Linked DNA regions of Mus musculus: region 1 is linked to region 2. The links are chromatin loops, found by intact Hi-C in ENCODE. Cell type or tissue: left cerebral cortex. All regions are shown on one strand. Each heading gives the region's core, and the rest is flanking DNA. Links, peaks and the distances in the headings are about the cores only.

What was found. Hi-C counts contacts between places; a loop is a spot of excess contacts. Peaks named below come from ENCODE experiments on the same cell type or tissue, not always from the same donor. Only the 100,000 strongest peaks of a DNase experiment are listed, where the experiment ranks them.
Region 1: a loop joins it to region 2, with 3 times the contacts of the local background. A loop is called at or near these places in 2 of 42 quality-filtered maps.

Annotation. Positions count from the first base shown.
Region 1 is chr5:19,424,791-19,435,836 of GRCm38, forward strand. The region is part of intron 1 of Magi2 (membrane associated guanylate kinase, WW and PDZ domain containing 2); the gene reads left to right. Among named protein-coding and RNA genes, the nearest start is that of Gm25335, 85 kb to the right of the region's middle. In left cerebral cortex, for the core only: a CTCF peak has its summit at 4,722 (motif pointing right); a DNase peak (open chromatin) is centred at 4,708.
Region 2 is chr5:20,753,492-20,764,537 of GRCm38, forward strand. It overlaps Phtf2 (putative homeodomain transcription factor 2), which reads right to left. Exons shown (of 18, transcript NM_172992.3): 16 at 10,723-10,818; 17 at 8,173-8,298; 18 at 5,173-7,584. The coding sequence ends at 7,564. Among named protein-coding and RNA genes, the nearest start is that of Gm52806, 18 kb to the right of the region's middle. In left cerebral cortex, for the core only: no CTCF peak of the experiment used is centred there; DNase peaks (open chromatin) are centred at 5,517, 6,506 and 7,523.

The sequences.
Region 1 (11,046 bases), core at 1,349-9,348, 1.3 Mb before region 2:
AAGAACATAGTGGAGCATGCATCCTTATAACATATTGGAGCATCTTCTGAGTATATGCCCAGGTGTGGGATAGCTGGGTACTTTGTCCAGTTTTCTGAGGAACCACCAGACTGATTTTCAGAGTGGTTGTACCAGCTTGCAATCCCACCAACAATGGAGGAGTGTTCCTCTTTCTCCACATGCTCACCAGCATATGCTGTCACCTGAGTTTTTTATCTTAGCCAATCTGACTGGTGTGAGGTAGAATCTTAGGGTTGTTTTGATTTGTATTTCCCTGACAACTAAGGATGTTCACCATTTTTTTAGGTGCTTCTCAGCCATTCGAGTTTCCTCAGTTGACAATTCTCTTTAGCTCTGCTCCCCATTTTTAATAGGGTTATTTGATTTTCTGGAGTCTACCTTCTCGAGTCCTTGGATATATTGGATATTAGCCATCTATCAGATGACTGGTTGGTAAAGATCTTTTCCCAGTCTGTTGGTTGCCATTTTGTCCTATTGACAGTGTCCTTTGCCTTACAGAAGCTTTGCAATTTTATGAGGTCCCATTTGTCAATTCTTGATCTTAGAGCATAAGCTGTTGATATTCTGTTCAGGAACTTTTCCCCTGTGGCCATGTGCTTGAGGCTCTTCCACACTTTCTCCTCTATTCGATTCAGTATATCTGGTTTTATGTGGAGGTCCTTGATCCACTTGGACTTGAATTTGGTACAATGATATAAGAATGGATCAATTTGCATTCTTCTACATGTTGACTGCCAGCTGAACCAGCACCATTTGTTGAAAATGCTGTCTTTTTTCCACTGGATGGTTTTAGCTCCTTTGTGAAAGATGACCAAATGTATGTAGGCTCATTTCTGGGTCTTCAATTCTATACCATTGATCTGCCTGCCTGTCACTGTACCATGCAGCTTTTAACACTATTCCTCTGTAGTATAGCTTGAGGTCAGGGATGGTGAATCCCCCAGAAGTTCATTTATTTATTTATTTATTTATTTATTTATTTATTATAAATATTTTTCATTAGATATTTTCTTCATTTACATTTAAAATGCTATCCCCAAAGTCCCATATACCCTCCCCCCACCATGCTCCCCAACCCACCCAGCAGCCTCATTTATAATAGCCAGAAGCTGGAAAGAACCCAGATGTCCCTCAACAGAAGAATGAATAAAGAAAATGTGGTACATTTACACAATGGAGTACTACTCAGCTATTAAAAGCAATGAATTCGTGAAATTCTTAGGCAAATGGATGTATCTGGGGGATATCATCCTGAGTGAGGTAACCCAATCACAAAAGAACACACATGATATGTATTCACTGATAAGCGAGTATTAGCCCAGAAATGTAGAATACCCAAGATACAATTTGCAAAACAGAAGTTCTTTTATTATTGAGAGTAGTTTTTGCTATCCTGGACTTTTTGTTATTCCAAATGAAACTGAGAATTGCTTATTCTAACTCTATGAAAAATTGTGTAGGAATTTTGATGGGAATTACATTGAATCTGTAGATTGCTTTCAGCAAGAAGGCCATTTTTACTATATTAATCCTGCAAATCCAAAAGCATGGGAGATCTTTCCATCTTCTGAGGTCTTCTTTAATTTCTTTCTTCAGAGACTTCACATTCTTGCCATCCAGATCTTTCACTTGTTTGGTTAGAGTCCCACCAAGGTATTTTATATTGTTTGTGACTATTGTGAATTCACATGTTTCTCTAATTCTTTTTCAGCTCATTTACACTTTGAGTATAGAGAGGATGCTGATTTGTTTTGCCCCAACATGAAGGATTTAACAGGTGTCTCGGGGTATGGGCATTAAAATCCTGATCTTTCCAAGACTTTTTTCATGAAGGGATGTTGGATTTTGTCAAATGCTTTTTCATCATCAAATAAAGTGATCATGTGAGTTTCTTTTCTTTGAGTTTGTTTATATAGTAGATTACGTTGACAGATTGCCATATATTGAAACATCCCTGTATCCATGGGATGAAGCCTACTTGATCGTGGTGAATGATCCTTTTGAAGTGTTCTTGGATTCAGTTTGCAAGAATTTTATTGAATATTTTTGCATCGATATTCATAAGGCAAATTGCTCTGAAGTTCTCTCTTTGTTGGGTCTTCGTGTGGTTTTGGTATCAGAGTAACTGTGGCTTCATAGAACAAATTAGGTAGTGTTCCTTCTGTTTCTTTTCTGTGGGACAGTTTAAAGAATATGGCATTAGGTCTTCTTTGAACGTCTGATAGAACTCTGCACTAAACCCATCTGGTCCTGGGCTTTCTTTGGTTGGGATACTTTTAATGAGTGCTTCTATTTCTTTAGGGGCTATGGGACTGTTTAGATGGCTTATCTAGTCCTGATATAACGTTGTTGTTTGGTATCTGTCTAGAAAATTGTCCATTTCTTCCATATTTTTCAGTGTTATTGAGAATAAGCTTTTGTAGTAGAATCTGATGTTTTTTTTGGATTTCCTCAGTTTCTGTTGTTATGTCTCCCTTTCAATTTCTGATTTTGTTAAGACCAAATCTAAGGATAGTAGGTATATAAGAGAGCAAAGAGTGCCAATTTAAAGGACTAGTAAATAAATATCTTCAACAAAATTATAGAAGAACGTTTCCCTAACCTAAAGAAAGATATGCCCATGCGGCATGCTGGCGCACGCCTTTAATCCCAACACTTGGGAGGCAAAGGTAGGTGAATTTCTGAGTTCGAGGCCAGCCTGGTATACAGAGTGAGTTCCAGGACAGCCAGGGCTACACAGAGAAACTCTGTCTCGGAAAAAAAAAAAGAGAGAGAAAGAAAGATATGCCCAGAAACATACAAGAACCCTACAGAACTCAAAATAGATTGGACCAGAAGAGAAATTGGTCACGTCACATAATAGTCAAAAAAATAGCAAATGCACAAAACAAAGAATATTAAATGCAGTAGGGGGAAAAGGTCAAGTAACATATAAAGGCAGACCTATCAGAATTACACCAGACTTCTCACCAGAGACTATGAAAGCTAAAAGATCCTGAGCAAATGTAATACAGACCCTAAGAAAACACAAACTCCAACTCACACTAGAATGCCAAGAAATCAATTACTATACATGGAGAAACCAAGATATTCCATAATAAAACCAAATTTACACATTATCTTCCCACAAATCCAGCCCTACAAAGGATAATAGATGCCAAATGCCAACACAATGAGAGAAACTACACCCTAGAAACAGCAAGAAAGTAAACTACTTTCAACAAGCCCAAAAGAATATAGCCACACAAACATAAAAATAACATCAAAAATAACAGAAAGCAACAATCACTGTTCCTTAATATCTCTTAACATCAATGGACTCAATTTCCCAATAAAAAGACATAGACTAACAGACTGGATACATAAATAGGATCCAAAATTTTGCTGCCTGCCGGAAATTCACCTTAGTGACAAAGGCAGGCACTACCTCAGAACAAAGGGCTGGAAAACAATTTTCCAAGGAAACAGTTCCAAGAAACAAGCAGGAGTAGCCATTCTAAATATCGAATAAAGCCAACTTTCAACCAAAAGTTATTATAAAGGATAAGGAAAGACACTTCATACTGGTCAAAGGAAAAATCCACCAAGAAAAACTCTCAATTCTGAACATCTAGGCTCCAAACACAAGGCCACCCACATCCATAAAAGAAACTTTACTAAAGCTCAAAGCATACATTGCACCTCACACAGTAATAGTGGGAGACTTCAACACCCCACTCTCAGCAATGGACAGATCATGGAAACACCCACTAAGCAGAGACACAGTGAAATTAACAGAAGTTATGGACCAAATGGACTTAACAGATATCTATAGAATAATTCATTCTAAAACAAAAGAATACACCTTCTCAGCACCTCATAGTACCTTCTCCAAAACTGACCATGTAATCAGTCACAAAATAGGCCTCAAGGGATACAAAAAGTTTGAAATAACCCCATGCATCCTATCAGATCATCACGGATTATGGCAACAAAACCAACAGAAAGGCCACATGTATGTGGAAGCTGGACAACGTCCTACTCAATAACTTAGTCAAGGAAGAAATTGAAAAAAAAAAAAAGAATTTACAGACTTTTTAGAATTTATTGAAAATGAAAGCACAACATACCCAAACTTATGGGACACAATGAAAGGAGTGCTAAGAGGAAAACTCATAGCTCTGATTGCCTGCAAAAAGAAACTGGAGAGAGCATACACCCGCAGTTTGGCAGCACACCTGAAAGTTCTAGAACAAAAAGAAGCAAATACACCCAAGAGGAGTAGACTGCAGGAAATAATCAAACTCAGGGCTGAAATCAACCAAGTGGAAACAAAAAGAACTATACAAAGAATCAACAAAACCAGGAGCTGGTTCTTTGAGAAAATCAACAAGATAGATAAATCCTTAGCCAAACTAACCTAGAGGACACAGAGACAGTATCCAAATTAACAAAATCAGAAATGGGAGATAAAACAACAGAGTAACTTTTAAACATTGTTTTACATAGAAACAAAAATGACATTTGAAATCACCTCTTTCTTCTCTATCCTCAGCTGTGTTTGTCCCAAGGGGTTTGGTGAGAAGCTTTCTCCAAAGCCTTTGCAATCCAAAGAATAAACCCTTTGTAGTCTCCTGGAGGTTATCAGCCAGCCAGCCCACAGCTCTCCAAATCCTGCAGACAAAAATCATTCACTTTGAAGGTTCTGCCACCAGGGGGAACTGGAGTTATAACATTTACAATGCCTCACGGGTACTATATATTCCTCATAAAATAGAGCATGCTTAATGAGACTCGTGCTATTAAAATTGGAAATTTTCACATAAAAATTTCTGAAAAATTAATTGTATTAAACCTATCTAGGGCCACTGTGAATCATTTTATTATGAAGGATGTGATCTTTTAGTGGTCCCCCTTTTCACATAGTGTCTGATATTTCTGCAATGATAAAATTCATCCATCAAAAGGTTTATAGTGGAAAATAACTGTAAAGAATTGTGAAAAAAACTGAGACCTCACAGGAATGATAAAAATTATATACATGTATCATATAATCTTCAATTGAAAGTGAGGCAGTAAATGGCTAACTCTGTTTCGTATTATAGCTCTGAGAACTTATTCTCCACAAACTATTCTGGCAATGGGACTAGAGTAGCTAGCACTACCATGGACTGAATCAGATGCACACCAAATATCCAGATATAACACGGTGATAAAGGTTAGCCTATTTTGTCAAAACATTTCTTTTACTCAGCAATGAAATGTACTGAAAACTGATTCCCCTCTTAATCTGTAGTGACAATTCTGCAGTTTTATGGCACGATTTTTTTTTTATTTTAGTAGTTCTGTTTTGATATTGAAAACTCTGCCATCCTTCTCACTTATTCTAGTCCCTTTGCATTATAATATGAGATGCCATGCTCATGGAGGGATGACATGGAAGGAGAAACTGGGTAGTAACTGCTCAGATTTCAGAACAAATTTCATACAAGAAAGGAAGTGTTCTTCCTTATAATACAACTGTCTCTTGGTATTTTCCCTGCTAAGCTCTTGGGATTATTTGCAGCAACATTATCAGGAGGTTAATACCTAAATGTGTAAAGTGTGGATCTATTTGTTACCTATATTGCTTAAGAGGTGCTCAGAGGTAGCAAAGATTAAGGGGGCATGGCCCTGAGCATGTAGCTTCTTATACTGACACCTGCCCCTAGATCTCTGCTAACACCTTTTTCAAAGACTGTCCTCATGGGCATGTTTGAGGCCCTGTATGTTTTCGTCTACCCTGTGAGCTTTGGATGGCTTCCAAATGTGCATTTCTAGATATCAGCTAACCTATCTGAAATATCATTTAAAATATACATCATCGAAAATGCATTATGCAGTTAAACCTTATTCCTCTTTATTATTCTTATTCATTATATCAGTATAAGTAACTTAAAAATAAATCGCAATGCCTTAATATCAATTAAATTGCTGTACCTGCTTTCAGGGCGCCTTGACTGTCTTACTTACTTGTTCCAATTTATCTATATGGAAAATCAGCCTTGAAAATGCTTTCCTGAAATTAAATCCCTTCAATGAGTTTTTGAGACTTCTCATAACCTAAATACCAGGAGCCATAAGTGTAACTTTATATTTCTTCATAGTCCTTCCAAAGCATGATCTTAACCAAATGCTGCGGATTTGAATTTACTTCTAAAAATATTTTTATTTATTCCTGTTTCATATAATATATCCTGACTGTACCTTCCCCCTCCTCCATCCTCTCAGTTTCCTACCAGCATCCCTCTCTTCCAGGTTTACTCCACTACCATCCTCCCATCTCTCCCCCCAAAAGAACAACAGGCCTCCTGGGACATCAGCATAGCATTGCACAACAACATATAATAAGACAAGGCACAAACCCTCATATCGAGTTAGGGCAAGGGAACTCTACAAGAGGAAAACGGTCTAAGATCATGCAAGCTAAAGACCCATAATGTATATGCAAAGGACCTATGTCAGATCCATGCAGGATCCCTGATTTTGACCCCAATCGTGGGCCCCTGTAAGCCTGTTTAGTTGACTTCACTGGTCTTGCTCTCCTCATGTTTTTGATACCTCCAGTTCCCACAATTCTTCCTCCTATTCTTCTTCATGGTTCCCTGAGATGAAGGAGAGGGACCACATAGAGACTTCCAAATGCGTGTCCCTCCTCTCTCCCTCTCTCCCTGCATTATACTTGGCTGTGAGTCTCTGCATCTACTCCCATCAGATCATGGGGCAAACTCTGATGACAACTGGACTAGGCACTTATCTGTAAGTATATCAGAACAATGTTAAGAAATATTTCATTGTTTTGTTGTTGTTGTTGTTGTTGTTGTTATTGTTGTTGTTGTTGTTGTTTGGCCAGGGGTATTTGGTTCTAGCCTAGGTCTCTGGGCTTTCCAGCCTCTGGTTTCTGGTCATCCAGGCAGTTTTGGGCATGGGCATGGGCTCTCTTCCACAGTGTGAGCCTCAAGTTAGATGAGTCATTTGTTGTCAGCTTCCACAGGTTCTTTGCCACCACTGTCCCAGTACAAGTGGGCAGATTGTAGGTCAAAGGTTTTGTGGCTGAGTTGGTGTCCCAGTCCCACCACTGGAAGTCTTGCAGTGTTTGTCTTTCTGGGTCTGGGTTATCCCACTCAGAATGGTGTTTTCTAGTTCCATCCATTGAGTTAATTCTTTTAATGCCCATCTTTTTTTCTATCTTCTTTGTTTGTTCCTGCATTCGAATTTGTCTTAACTTTGTCTTTGCACTTTATTATTTTATGTCAACTTGTCACAAGCTAAACTCACCTGAGAGGTATAAAACTCAATTGAAAAATGTCTCCATTTTGAGGAACTGTGAGTGAAATAAACCCTTTCCTCTCCCTATTGCATTGGTCATGGTGTTTTATCACAGCAGTGGAAATCATACCTAAGACAAGTAGGTACCAGAATAGAGGGGCATTGCTGTGACAGACCTGATCAGGTTTTGGTAAAAATTGTGCAAGGACTTTGTAACTATGGGCTACAAGAACTATTAAGTATCAAGAGCTCAATGGACTGTTTTGTTGGAGTTTTGAAGATAAAAATGTCAAGAACCATACAGACAATGGAGGCTTGACTTGTGAAATCAGAAGGCATGAAAGGTACAGAGCCATTTATGGAGAGAATCTGTGGCATCTGGTCAGTTAGAGCTGTGAATAACAAGAGAAAAGAAGCAATAAAGTGAATTTGTTTTATTGGAGGAGTTGAAATTGGCTAGTTGGGGCTAAGAAATTAGCATTGATTAAGAAGCCAGCATCATTGAGGTGAAATATTCTGAGAAGTATTTTCTGAATATCAATTCAAAGAAGCTATGTTCTAGAAACAACTAAGATTGTTTCTCATGCTGGCAGCTGAACTTGGGTGTGTAGGAGTTGCCCAGGTAGTGCTAATTTCTAAGTCATAATGGGATCATGGAGAACAGCTGAGAAAGCACTTTGAGAGTCCAGAAAAGACCCACCATTGGTGAAGTTGCAGCCTCAGTAGCAGTTTGAACACACAAGACTAAAGGGGTCATGAAAAACAAGTTGAGGCTTGGCACTATGGAAAACCTAGAAAAGGCTGTTGGTGAAAGTACTATCAATTGCAGCAGATCCCAGCATTTTGTAGATGTTAGTATCATGGGATTTAAAACAAGAACAGTGGCAGTCAAGTTGACCTGCACAAGTTTAGAAGGAGAGCTGTGTGGGCTGCAGAACGTAGAGCTGGTGAAGTGAGTCAAAAGGTACCTGGATGGTGAGTACTGCCCAGATATTAGACATTATCTTATTTACATCGTCAGGAGGTTGTCTTTACTTTGATCACTGGTTATTCTCTCTTGAAGTAGGAAAGTATTTAACTTATTTTTTACTTTATAGGAGCCCACAGTTTGACTTAGAAATTTTTAGAGAGATTTTTGGATTTTTAAAGAGACTTGATTATTTTTTTTTTTACAGAGACTGAATTTTAATGTGTTTGAACTTGTAAAGAGTATGAGACCTTTAAATATTTTTATGTTACCAATGTGATATATTGTTGATGAATGAGAAAGAAAATCCTGTGGCTTGAAAGTAATGTGTTTGTGTATCAAATGGAAAAATGTCAGTTGTGCTGGATAGGTCCATGTCAACTGGACATAGGTTAAACTACCTGAGAGGGGAGAATGTCAATTAAGAAAATGCCTCCACAAGATCAGGCTGTAGGCAAACAAATGTGTAGGACATTTCTTAATTATTAATTGATGATAGAGGGCCCAACCAATTGTGGGTGGTGCCATCTATGGGCTGGTGATCCTGTGTTCAATAAGAAAACAGGCTAAGGATATCATGGGGAGTCAGTCAGTAGGCAGTACTTGAACTCTTTTATGTGGTACTATAAGTGAAATGAACTTTGTTTGCCCCTCCCCCATTGCATTCGATCATGGTGTTCAATAGAACAGCAATAGAAAGTCTGAGTCTTCAAAGAGAAGAGGCAAACCTCCGGTTCTCAGAAATGATCCTCACACTCTTCTGCATCAAGATAGTATTAAATGTTCATATTTGTGGGTTTTGAACTCTTATTTTGAATACAGAAGGCAAGGCCTATTCTGCTTTTAACACCTTGTACCATGTGGACAAAGTACTAACTTACAGAAATTATTTCACACTGTTTAATTATGAATATTGTTGAAAATATCATGAGTATTGCCTAGGTTCATTTATATTGCCTATCACATGTAAAAATATACTTGCTTATAGTCAGAAGACCTCTGGCATTTGTTTCATACCACTCGCATATGTCCATGTTTTTTGTAAAACTTAAAAGTATTGTCTTCTAAAATTTCCTCATTGAAATTCAGTATTTTAGACTAAAAAGTCTTAGGTATGCCCAGCAATTACATATTCCAAGTTATAATGAATGTGAATATCATATAATTGCAACTGAGGACATTGAGTCAAATGTGCTATGATTTGAGAGAGCTGTTGATTAACTATACTAGGGAAAAAAGATGCTCTGGTAGAGCACAAATTTCCAAATTAATTTACTTTTCACAAACAATTCTATTCTTTCAAAGAAAGAGTATTTTAATTGGGTAACACCAATCCATATTCCTTCTGGGGGATCTGTCCTGATTGCATATATGTTCCAATTCCTCATTATTGATTAGATGGACAAAGTTTACCATTTCAACCAATTGAAGTTTTCTAATTTATCTATAAAGAATCAACTTGGACTCTGTGAGATATCCTAATAGCTAAAAGTATTTGCCATACAATACTGACATTCTGAATTAATCCTCAAAACCCACACTGAAAAGAACCATATCTAATGCTAAATTGCACTCCTTTCTGCACATATACCATGACACATTCATGTGTGTTCTATATCTATCTCTCTGTCCCTCTGTCCCTCTGTCACTCTCTTACTACTACTACTACAACTATTAAATGGGAAATGTAATGGGGGGTGGATATGGAAGACTTTTGGGATAGCATTGGAAATGTAAATGAGCTAAATATCTAAAAAAACAAAAAAGAAAAAAGAAATAGTCACGGGAAGCTTGGCAGAGTGAGGTAATTAAACAGACCTAAACAGTCTAATATGAGGGAGATATCTAAAGCAGTATAATGATTGTGGGCTAACATTCAGAAATAATTGAAATAACTAAGGGCACTTTTTCTGTGAAGGTGTTGTGGAAATCCATAAGAAACCAAATAAAATGCAATAGCAACAGAGTATGTCTTCAGGAAATCCAGAACTTTAGGGGAGCTCATTCCTCCAAAGTGAATAAAGACCAACCAGAATGAGAGTAAAGAATTCAGTAAGAGGACTTGTGAGGCCTTCAGTAGCTTCCAGCTCTCAGCTTTGACTAGAATCTTCTCTAAGTACATTCTACATTATTTATCCATTTTAAAACAACTAATTTCCTCCTGTTCATCTTCTTCCACCTCAGAGTATATCTAAAAAGCAGCTTCCTATTATTATCGTTATACAGATGAGAGGGAGAGGGGAAGGCATTCTATGTAGCTAAACATTTTCCCAAGGCCACCCATGTAAGTAGTAGATAGGACTGAGACCATGTCTTTTATGTCTGGCTCTGGAAGCCAGCTCTTTACTTCCATGCCCACTGGCTAGAAACAAGGGGGGTGTTTAGAATATTTAAAAATATATCATCATATTTAACTTCATTTGTTGTTCATCAAAAATTCAGAAATTATGTATCAGACAAGACAAGATTAACAGAAGGTAATATGAGGTTATGAATAATCCATATCGATTCAGTTAAAACTTGAAGGAAGATGTCTTAGTTAGGCTTTTACTGCTGTGAACAAACACCATGACCAAGGCAAGTCTTATAAAAACAACATTTTATTGGGGCTGGCTTACAGGTTCAGAAGTTCAGTTCATTATCATCAAGGTGAAACCATGGCAGCATCCAGGCTGTCATGGCACAGGCAGAGCTGAGAGTTCTATGTCTTCATCCAAAGGCTGCTAGTGGAAGACTGACTTCTAGGCAACTAGGGTTAGGGTCTTAATCCC
Region 2 (11,046 bases), core at 2,060-10,059:
TCTATGGTGCCGAGGTTCTTCCAGCAGAGAGCCCAGATACCTGATTGCAGCTTCCTGTGTGTCTTTTCTGTCACTTCTTCATTCCCTCACGACCCCAATCAGGTCCACGTCCCTGGAGCCATTCAAAGGACAAAGTGGGTGTTTTTAAGGTTTCTGGGTCATTCTTATAAACAGGCTTAGCGTCCATCACAAAGAGGTCTTAGTCTACAAAATCCCATCTTGGTTTTTCTATTATCCTCCCTTCAGTGAGCAGCTTTGCTAAATACCCACCCTGTATGATTTAGAGCACTCAGATCTGGGCTGAAATAAACAGTGTCTTATGCCCTAGCTCTGTAATGCTCGATCCCATTAGAGGGAGCACGGAGGTGGGCTTAAATTACAAGCAGACCTAGAGCTTTGCAATAAGTTTAAAGATGATTAAGTAAGTTGCTAACAAAGGGTCAAATGAAACAATCTTTAAATAGCCAAGTGCAAAAGTGTTGTCACTATCAGGGAAGGTGGCCTTCAATCTCATACCTGCTAGGAACTAGAACACAGAGTGAAAGATGAAGGGCAAGCTGTCCAGAATGCCATCAGCCAGCTTTAGGGTTCTGTTGAGAAGGAGGCAAGCCTGGAAGCAATTAAGAGACAATCGTGAGAGCCATGCTTTAGACCTGGGTAGATCAATGGGACGGGTTTTAAATAAGGACCCATTAATGAGATCCACTCAGGTTCCGGCCCGCTCAGAGGGTAAAATGTGGGTGCATGTGGGGAGGTAGCCACACTGGCTTCAAGGAACTATGAACACCTGTAACTGAAGAGCCACATGTGGGCAGCCAGGCTCCGTTTCAAAGCATGAACAAAGAACAGCTCACTTGGGATGAGTCAGGGGTGAAACCTAATGTGCTATGATGAGGGGCCGTGGTGAGGAGGAAAAACGTCAACTCTAGATTACCTGCCCCTCATGCGGGTTCTCTTTAATCAGGACAGCTTTTTAAAGGCAGAGAAACTTTGTGCCCCACCCTCACCACACACACACACACACACACACACACACACACACACACACACACTGCCTCCCAGAAATCCAACGCCTTACATGAAGTGCTACTAGAGAAACTGTGTTATTAGAGGCTGCAACTTGTCCCACCCTAAAACACGCCAGGCACTTGGGGTGTTGTGGACTTGCTTAAACAAAAATGTAGAGTTCTATTTAAATTTTTTTCTATAATAGTTAATCCAAGTGATTCTGCCTAAAGCCTTATTTTCTATTGTTTTAGCAATTTTCATTGGCATTTAAAATTTTACATTCTTATTTACAAAGTAAATTCCATTAAGACATTTTCATTCAAGTATATCACGTGATATATATGGCCACATTTACCCTTTATCCCCCCTTCTACTAAGACAGTATAATTTCTATTTTCACATCATATATATGGCTTATATGTCTGTGGGAAAACTGTTAAGGTCAAAGTCCACCATGACCAAATAGCCTCTGGGCTCAGCACACTATGGAAGACTCCCATTCGTTAGCAGGTTTCTCCTTCTCTGATCTTGTCTGCAGAATCTAAGCCCCTACACTCGCCTCTACCTGAGGAATGTCATGTAGCCTCAGTTTATAGCACCAATTTCCTTTCTCCTGACAAAACCTGTCCAGCCAGCCCCTGAGGTTCCTGAAATGCTCCCCCATGCTAATGAGGCACTCCAGGTAGCCTAAGTCCCCAGTCAATGACCTTTGTCCATCCTAGAGGTTCCTACCCTCAGTCCCCCAAAACTTTATAAGCCTTCAATCCCCCTATGTAAAGTTGATCTACTACTGACTCTGGGTCTGGTGTGGTTTATTCGCTGTACTACATAGGTACTCACAGCACTTCCGACCGGGTTCCAGCTCTCTGTTCCCACTGCCCGTGTGGATTCTATCAGCCACCATGCACGAGAGTAGGGAGGCCCACATGTCTTTTCTCCAGTGAATGTTTTTCACATCCTTGACAAAATTCTCGTAGTGGTTACGGCTGTGTGAATTGACTTCTGGGTCTCCTATGCTGTTCCACCAGCGTCTGTTTACCTTGCGCTAATGTCACACTAGTTTTGCCAAAGCAATCCTGAGCAAAAAGCACTATGCTGAGGGGTCCTGATACCTGGTTTCAAGTTACAATCCAGAGCCATTGTAGCAAAACCAGCGTGACATTAGCGCAAGGTAAACTGAGGCTGGTGGAACAGCATAGGAGACCCAGAAGTCAATTCACACAGCCGTAACCACTACTAGAATGTCAAAAAATGCCCAACATTTGGACTAAGGGAATTGCTTTATGGTAAAGCAGACTGGTTTCTGAATGCTGTGACCAGTTTGTGCTTTCCTTCAGATCTACACCTGGTAATTTATTTGCAGATGTATTGGTTTCATCTTCCTTGGAAGTGCAGACCCCGCGTGAACATGTCTTCTGCTTCCTATTCATCACCGTCCTCTTGCAGTCAGTACGTTGGTGCTGAGAGATTGTTATGGATTCTACTGGGTTGAACAGGATGATCTGCCACCACCACCTTCAAGTTCAGGTGGGCCTACTCAAGGGCATCAAGCTGCCCTTGTTGACTGTTAATGCTCCCTCTTCTAATAGCCTCCAAAGTCAAGTTTTCCCATCTATAGACGACAGTTGAGAACATTCAAGCTTGGGCAGGGGGCGGGGGCTGTGAAGAGGGGAATGAACTAAAGTATATTTGAAAATGCCACAATGAAACCCGTTATATGGTTAACATTAAACCAGAAAGCCCAAAGTGAGAGTCCAAGACCAGGAGGCAATGTTGTTCTCAGAAGGGCACACAGCAAGGTCTGCTGAAGTTAAGTTTATACACGTGCTCACTAGGAATTCAGATAGGCAGTTTCTTTGTTCTTCCAGAATATTTTCCTATGGTTAAGTGCTGTGGTTAGTCAAGATGCCACCACGGATGACATCTGCAATGGGAGCATGGACCGTATGGGTTTTGTCATTACCTGCCCACCTGTGGACAGGTGTAACCTATCTTTGTGGCCTGTGGTCTAACCTATCTTGTTGGTCTAATGAGGCCTTTATATGAGGCAGTGTGTAAGAGCTTTTGACTCAACCCATCATCTACTCCCACAATTATACAGAAGCTTTCAATCCCATTTCCCAGTCTACAGAGATAAGGGGCCAGAAAGGGAGTTAACACACCACACGGATGTGATCACGTGATGAAGTTCCCATAGAGTTTCTAACTGCAGAATTCAGAATTGCATGGGCTTCCAAAGAGGAGGAGGGTCCTAGAAGGTGGGTGTACCTCAGAGCGGGCCTTTTATTACCAATGCACTTCCCTCGTCTTCACTCTTCCTAATATGCTTTTTGGAAAACTCTGCCTGGGTTTTAGAAACTGCTTAAACAAACTAAGTACACCAAAGAAAAGCATGGCCAGAGCCCTGCTTCTCTTATATTTTTGGTTGTGAGCCTAGTCTTTAATGGTTGAGCTCTAGTCCCAGAAGCCCTGTTTCTCAAGCAGATATCCTACTACTGAGCTTGGCTTGGCTCTGAAGTGACAGGAACCCTGGAGCCTGGGCTGGGCCTCCAATCTATGGAGTCCCATGCTACTGTGGGTATAGTGTTAGATTGGGTTAGTGACACTCTTGCTTGGTGTCCGATATGGGGCTGTTATGTTGAGGGCGATATGAAAGCAGTAGAAACACTCAGAATGGCCTCCTAGCTTCCCCAGAAAGTAAGTACTACAATGAAGGGGTGGAGTGTGCACAACAACGCAGTGGGCATTTGTGCTAAGTCTTTGTGGGGTGGCAGAAGAAAGGTGGGAATATAACAGAGTAGATGACAGAAGTGCTAACCATATGGCTAATCCTGGTCTCAGAGACGAGTCCTTAAAAGGACTAGCTCTAGCCGGGCAGTGGTGGCGCACGCCTTTAATCCCAGCACTTGGGAGGCAGAGGCAGGTGGATTTCTGAGTTTGAGGCTAGCCTGATCTACAAAGTGAGTTCCAGGATAGTCAGGGCTACACAGAGAAACCCTGTCTTGAGGACTAGCTCTAAGTAAGGTAAGTTTGAAAGTAGACTTGAAGAGCTGGAGAGATGGCTCAGTGGTTAAGAGCGCTGACTGCCCTTCTGAAGGTCCTGAGTTCAATTCCTAGCAACCACATGGTGGCTCACAACCATCTGTAATGAGATCTGACACCTTCTTCTGGAGTGTCTGAAGTCAGTGATAGTGTACTCAAATATAATAAATAAGTAAATAAATAAATCTTAAAAAAAAAAGGTAAAGTAGACTTGATGGTCCCTGATTAATCTGAGCGCCACCTGTGTCCATTGGGAATGTTTACCTTGTTGGCTATAATCTCTCAGCATGATTCATGTGGCAAAACTGTGTTTTTAAAAATATCACATCTCCAATACACTGGGGTGTTCCACTCCAACTAGGCTTCACCAATAGCCTCTCTCATAGGCTCTCTTCAGGGCGCCAAGCCTCAAATCCTTTACATGACCCCTTCAGTCCTGGGCCATCAACTACAGCTGAGGCTTCAATCTTCTCCAATGGCCTTCCCTGGCCTCTCACAGTGCTAAGCCTCAGCTTCTCTCCATGATCCCTTCATTCCTTCACAAGCAGTACCACCTGAGTGACTCTTACACATTACCAAGTCCAGCCGCAGCATGAGGTACAACCTTGGGTATCTCTGGAACACAGCTTCTTTGTGCTCCCAGAAAACAATTTCCAGAAGATTTCACCTCAGTGATGCTGGTCTCTTCTTCTTCTTTTTTTTTTTAAAGATTTATTTATTTATGTATATGAGCACACACTGTAGCTGTACAGATGGTTGTGAACCTTCATTTGTTGTTGGGAATTGAATTTAGAACCTCCGCTCCCTCTGTTGGCCGGGTGGTTTGTGAGCCACCATGTGGTTGCTGGGATTTGAACTCAGGACCTTTGAAAGCACAGTCAGTCCTCTTACCTGCTGAGCCATCTCACCAGCCTGCTGGTCTCTTCTTAATCACCGCTAATTCCTTAGCTCCAGCTAGCCAGCATCAATTTTCCCATTAGTCCCGCTACTGAACTTCAGCATCCCAGGCCACAGTCATTTTTTACATTCCAATACAAGTGTCCCCAGGTCCAAGCTTCCTGGTGTACACAGAGTTAGCCTATCATGTTATCAGGACTTAAACAAACTATGAAGTGCTGAGGTACAGTTAAAACTTTATTTTCACCGTCCTTGTCTAAAGGGCAGTAAGTACAGCTTATATTACAGTAAGCACAAAAACCAACCCACACTTAAAAAAACACACACAAGTCAGTCTTATAATGTTTTATTTTAAACTTGCTGTTCAAACTTTTAAAAACACACGGCAAAGAAACAGCACACAGCATTTGCCATAATTCTACCTCTGGGTTGCTTTTTCTCTATGATGTGATATGTTACAACTTCTACTTCTTACATTCATGGTATACTTAAAGGCAGGGATGTCACTTACTACTCTGAAATGGCTCTGTGAACTATGAAGCTGCTTAGCACATTTTCCTCCTAGAACTCTACTGCTGCCCACGTTAACGGCACGGCCGATACTGTACAATCCACCCCAACTCTACGTTAAACACAGCTGCAACCTAAAGCAAGCATTTTCCTAAGTCAGTATACTCAGCTACTTTTCTCAAAAATACCTCCAATCTGAAATAAGTTTTTTAAGATACAACAATCTCACTTTATTCCTAACAGAACTCATGCTGTACTTTTTTATTCTCAAAATATATTTGATATACTCTGTGCAAAATGGTAAGTTCTGTATAGGTATGTACCTTATTTTGAAAAAGTTTATAAAATATAGTGCCTAAAAACAACCTCAAATTAGACAATATAGGAAGGAACATATCAGACAAAGCCTAATTCTTCACATGAGAAACTAAGTATGTTCTTAAAGCTCCAGTAATACATTCCTCGAAAAATACCCAGAATGCACTTTGGTCATTATTGGACATATTAGAGCGCAGGCAGACGGAACACAATGCTGTCTGCCGTTTCCTATACAGAGAGCACTCTCCAGTGAGGCTTAGCTGAGGTTGCTCAGAGGAATGGGAAGGGCAACATTTAACACATGGCTCTGGTCTCTACACATCCTGATTTTAAGAGTGATTTGCGAATTAGAACTGCACCAATCAAATAAATTATTTACAATTAATTATTTTAAAGACCTTAAAATATGCTAAAAATATGAATATATTCAATATGACTTTGCACCAAGAAAATCCTAGATTGTTTCAAATAATTTCTTTGTTTTAAAAACCAAATGGTTGGCTTAAACAAGACAATCACAAAAACATTGTTTCATGTAATTCTTAAAACACTACTGATTGTACAAAGGTAACAACTTAGAATCAAGGCCCGATGTAGGGACTATCATATCTGCCCTATTTGCCAAAGGGAAACATGATAAGCTCCCACCGGACACGGACAAGTTACTGAAGGGGAGAGCAGCTAGCTTTCCACGTTAAAAGCATCTAAAAATAGCCCTTATGTAATGGAGCCAGGGGAGGGGTGCACCAGATTAAATCTGGAAGCTAGAACTGGTAGGCTGGAGCTGTCCTTCTGGAAAATTTGGAAATTTTATAACTAGCAATCAGACAACTTTATTCTTAAGCTTTATTTAAGTGTGGTAGGAACAGCATACGCTATAGTGTACCATGGGAAATTCTTTTGAGTAAACGTAACGCACTTTATTTAGTAATAACAATAGGCACTTCACTTGTGAGATGAGGATAGACCTCACTCAAAAGGATACCATATTATGCCCTAGTACACTGTAACATATCCACATAGAGATATACACCAAAAGAAACCATTTTAAAAAGTGCACATTTTGAGCATGCACAGTTGGAGCTGTGCAAACAGCTCAGTGTTTTAAATAAATACATTTATTACTAATTAATTTTTATCAAAATATTTTACAGTATGGTAACCATTTACAATTATTGCTCCATTAAGAGTTTTATTATCAAAGAGCACTTGTTGACCTGTTATACAACACCATCTATTAATACTGAAGGGTGCTTCAACTGCAGCTTAGTCAGTCTAGATCCCAGTACTGTTCTGAAGTATTTCAAGAGCGATCCTGAGCGGACCCTGGTTTACCAGAGGACATGTGTTTAGCTGAGACAACGCACTATTTCAGAGTTAAAGACGTATTCCTCAAGTAAGGCAAGTTCACGGCATTAATGAAGAAACAGTGCTTAGCAATGGCTTCTGTTTTCACAATCTGCTTGTCAATTACGTCAACAATTACCAGGATCTCAGGTATCTGGATCCGCTCTGCCACCCTTTCAACAATGAAAAACTTCAATGCTTAAAACAAACTAAATGTTTAAAAGGAAAAAAAGAAAGAAAACAAACATACACACACACACACACACAAAACAAAACAAAACCAGTGGACAAGTAAAATAAATATAAGAATTGCACAATACATTCTGATGTAAACACTTCTTTCCCAGTAGACTCCTGGAGCAGAGCCACCCACTGCTTCCAGCCAGCTCCATCAGCGCTCGTGCTCTGGCATCCCGGCTACACCTCCATTTCTCTCAACTGTCACGATTTGATCTTCCACAGCTATAAAGAATTACAAGTCAAGATTGTTATTGACATGGCGCTTACTACAGTTATCCCTACACTCCACTTGCAGGCCATGCAACTCCATTATCCTTCCGTGGTTAATAACTCATCTGAAGTATAGTGATCAAAGTTGGATTTCTCCTTTGCTTTTCCTGAGAAATGTCAACATACATCTACTACTTGTTTAATACACTATTTATACTTCCTACTAACATTTATTTGTTCATGTACCGAAGTACGTATCCACTACTATATAATAATACATTTTTGGCCAACAAGAGAATATGGCTTTTCTTCATTGCTGAATCATGAGAATTAGTTTCAATTAATAAGGAAAAAAAATGGTTCCTCTTACTCACCCTAGAATATGAATACACACACACACACACACACACCTTACATATAATGATTGTATTCCACATTACAAGTTCTACTACTATGAGAATCCATGACATCTTTATATGTCCCTGAAGTTGTTACTAACTGTATACAAACTTGCCAAAATGACCCTATTATGCATGTGAAATCTCAAAAGAGTGACAGGATTAAAGAAAATAAAACAAAACAAAACTTGCATGCTGTTACCTTTAAATTAAATCCAAGCAAGTCACTGATGACACCGGAAACAGCCGAAAGGATGACAACCTGGGTGATGTTATACAGCAGCGGATTCATTGTAAGTCCATACAACCTAAAGGGACTGTCCAATTCCTAGCAGAAGAGACGAAACGTTAGCCTTAGGTCCTACAAGAATTTCCAGTGAAATCCTCAATATTCAAGAGAGTTAGAAATCACTATCCAAATGTTATAAATTATGGATATTTTAAGAAAGAATGATATTATCCAAGCTTGAGATAAGTAAATTTTAATAGTGGTTTTATTTTTTAAGAAAAGTGACTTCCTTTAAAATAATTTTATAAATCTATAGCTCCAATTCTTGTTATGATGAATGTGTAGTGCTGACCAACTAGCTATAGGAAATTAGAGAATATGTTTAGAGATAAGAGCTGGAGTAGAATCTAAAAGAGAATACTACTCTTGTAGAATTACTAGTATCATTAGCCAAGTCTTCTGATAATATTAATATTTGAATAAAAACTTATTTAATTATCTTCAAATATACAATTTGGTAATTGATTGGATGATTCAAATATTAAAAGGTCTATTATATGTCAGGCACCATGCTGGCTCTGGGAAGACAAAATTCAGTCCTAGAACTGAAAGGCTTTATATAGTTTAATAAACATGCAACTAATAAAACAATCTGATCCTTTACCAGAGACCAGTGGCCAAGGCTTACAAAGGCGGGGCTTAAGAAAGGCACTCCTGCCTGGTGGTGGTGGAGCACGCCTTTAATCCCAGCACTCAGGAGGCAGAGACAGGCGGATTTCTGAGTTCGAGGCCAGCCTTGTCTACAAAGTGAGTTCCAGGACAGCCAGGGCTATACAGAGAAACCCTGTTTCAAAAAAACAAACAACAAAAAAAAAAAAAAAAAAAAGAAAAAAAAAAAAAAAAAGAAAGAAAGAAAGGCACTCCTGAGAGCCAGAGCAAAGGTGCTACCCCCTGCTGAGCCCTGGAAGAGCCCAAACACAAAGCAGTACACTGACTGAGAACTGGCTTTCCCTTAGGCAGACTTGACAATAAACTGACACTAGAAGATCTTGAGCGGGTACAGCATGGCAGTGTTAAGTGGAAAAGGGTCTCTGGGCTGGAAGATAAAGAGCAGTAACTCCAGAAGCAAGAAGTTCTGTGTGCCAGATTCTCAAGGAAGAGACGGGGTCTCATGGAGGCCAGTACTAACAGGGAAAGGGGGTGGGCTACAGAGTACATGGCCTTGGAATCATGGCCTTGTGAGTTTCTGGGCCGTGGAAAGTGAGAGGGAGAGTCCAAGTCACATTAACGCCAAGCTCTGGATTGGACCGAAGCAGATCAAGCATTGTGACTGTCTCTGCTTTACAGTTTAATAGTTCCTGCTGTCAGCCAGACCAATACCTGAAGATACCCAATACAAAAGATTAAGCAAACAGAAAACCATCAACTCATGGCATCTTTTTGGAAAAAAAAAATAGGGGAAAGATGTGTCTGTGTTCTTTCTCTTCTCTAACACCTGTTGTAATAAGACTTTTGAAAGAAAAACTTTTAAAAGAAAGCAATTAATAATTATCCCTTTCTTGCCTCCTCTGAACCTTTTTGATGTCCAATTTCCTGTGAGGTACAGTCTACAACCAATCAATATTTTAGTTGACAGTGGAATAACCCTATTACTGGGTCACAACTAATTTCATACCATTCTCTAAAAATTTAAAACTCTTAAGTAGTATGCTCTATTAGTTATAGAAATTGAGATTCTTAAATATATTTTTGTTTTAACAACAACAACAAAAAAAGCAATACCATAAAGCAATGGCGAAAAGTCCCATTTCATTATCCCAAGAGCAAGGCATGGTGGCATACTCTACCCCAGCACTCGGGAGGCTGAGGCAGGACGTTGCCACAAGTTTGAAGTCACCTTGGGAAACACAGTTAATACTGAGCAAATCAGAGCTACAAAGTTAAGATCCTGTTACAAAATTAATAATAATAAAAAAACTCAATCCCAAGGATATTATGACATCAAACACAAGACTATAGTCTTTAATTTATCAAAAATAATTTTCAAATTAAATACTGATGACCTGTATATATATCTATGTCTATCACTGATTTTCTTCCTTTAAAAATAAGGTTTAGTTTTATTATTGATTTTTAAGCTAACATGGGTCACACAGAAGACTGCTTTATGAAACATAAAATAAAAAGAACTTCTGAGTTAATGTCTAGCCTTCTTTTGTGAAATGGTTCCTAATATTCTAGATGAAATAGATTAAACACACACACACACACACACACACACACGAATCCATATCTATAGTATAGTAAAAGTTTTCACATACTTTTCAAATCAATTATTTGGGCTACTTAAGCAATGACAACAAAACAAACAAAAAACCTGTGCACATGTGCTCGAATGTCATTTGGAAGCCACTTAGGCAGGCAGAAGGCAGACAGAGAATAGGGTTCATGGCAGTGTAGTGCAGCGCAGCACACCGTGCACAGGCAGGGCAGGCAGGGCAGCGCACCCTCCACAGGTCTCACCTTCAGCAGTTTCGTAGCCAGCTTTAACACATTATTCACAAGGGTCAGCTCCTCCTTTTTGTTAGGTTTCTTCTCCATTTTCAAGTAGAGGTTTATCTTTTATATAAAAAAGCCCCATAGGCAAAATCATTTAAGATGGCAACATATATTTCTCTTTTACAATGTTGGGGACTAAACTCAGGGCCTCATGAATGCTACACAATCATTTTACCAATGAGTTATATCCCCAGATCTCAAATGCACATTCTTAAAAAGATCTGAAAGACGGTGAGCAAAATATTAATAGTGGATCTCTGAGTTAATGTTATAAATGATTATAATATT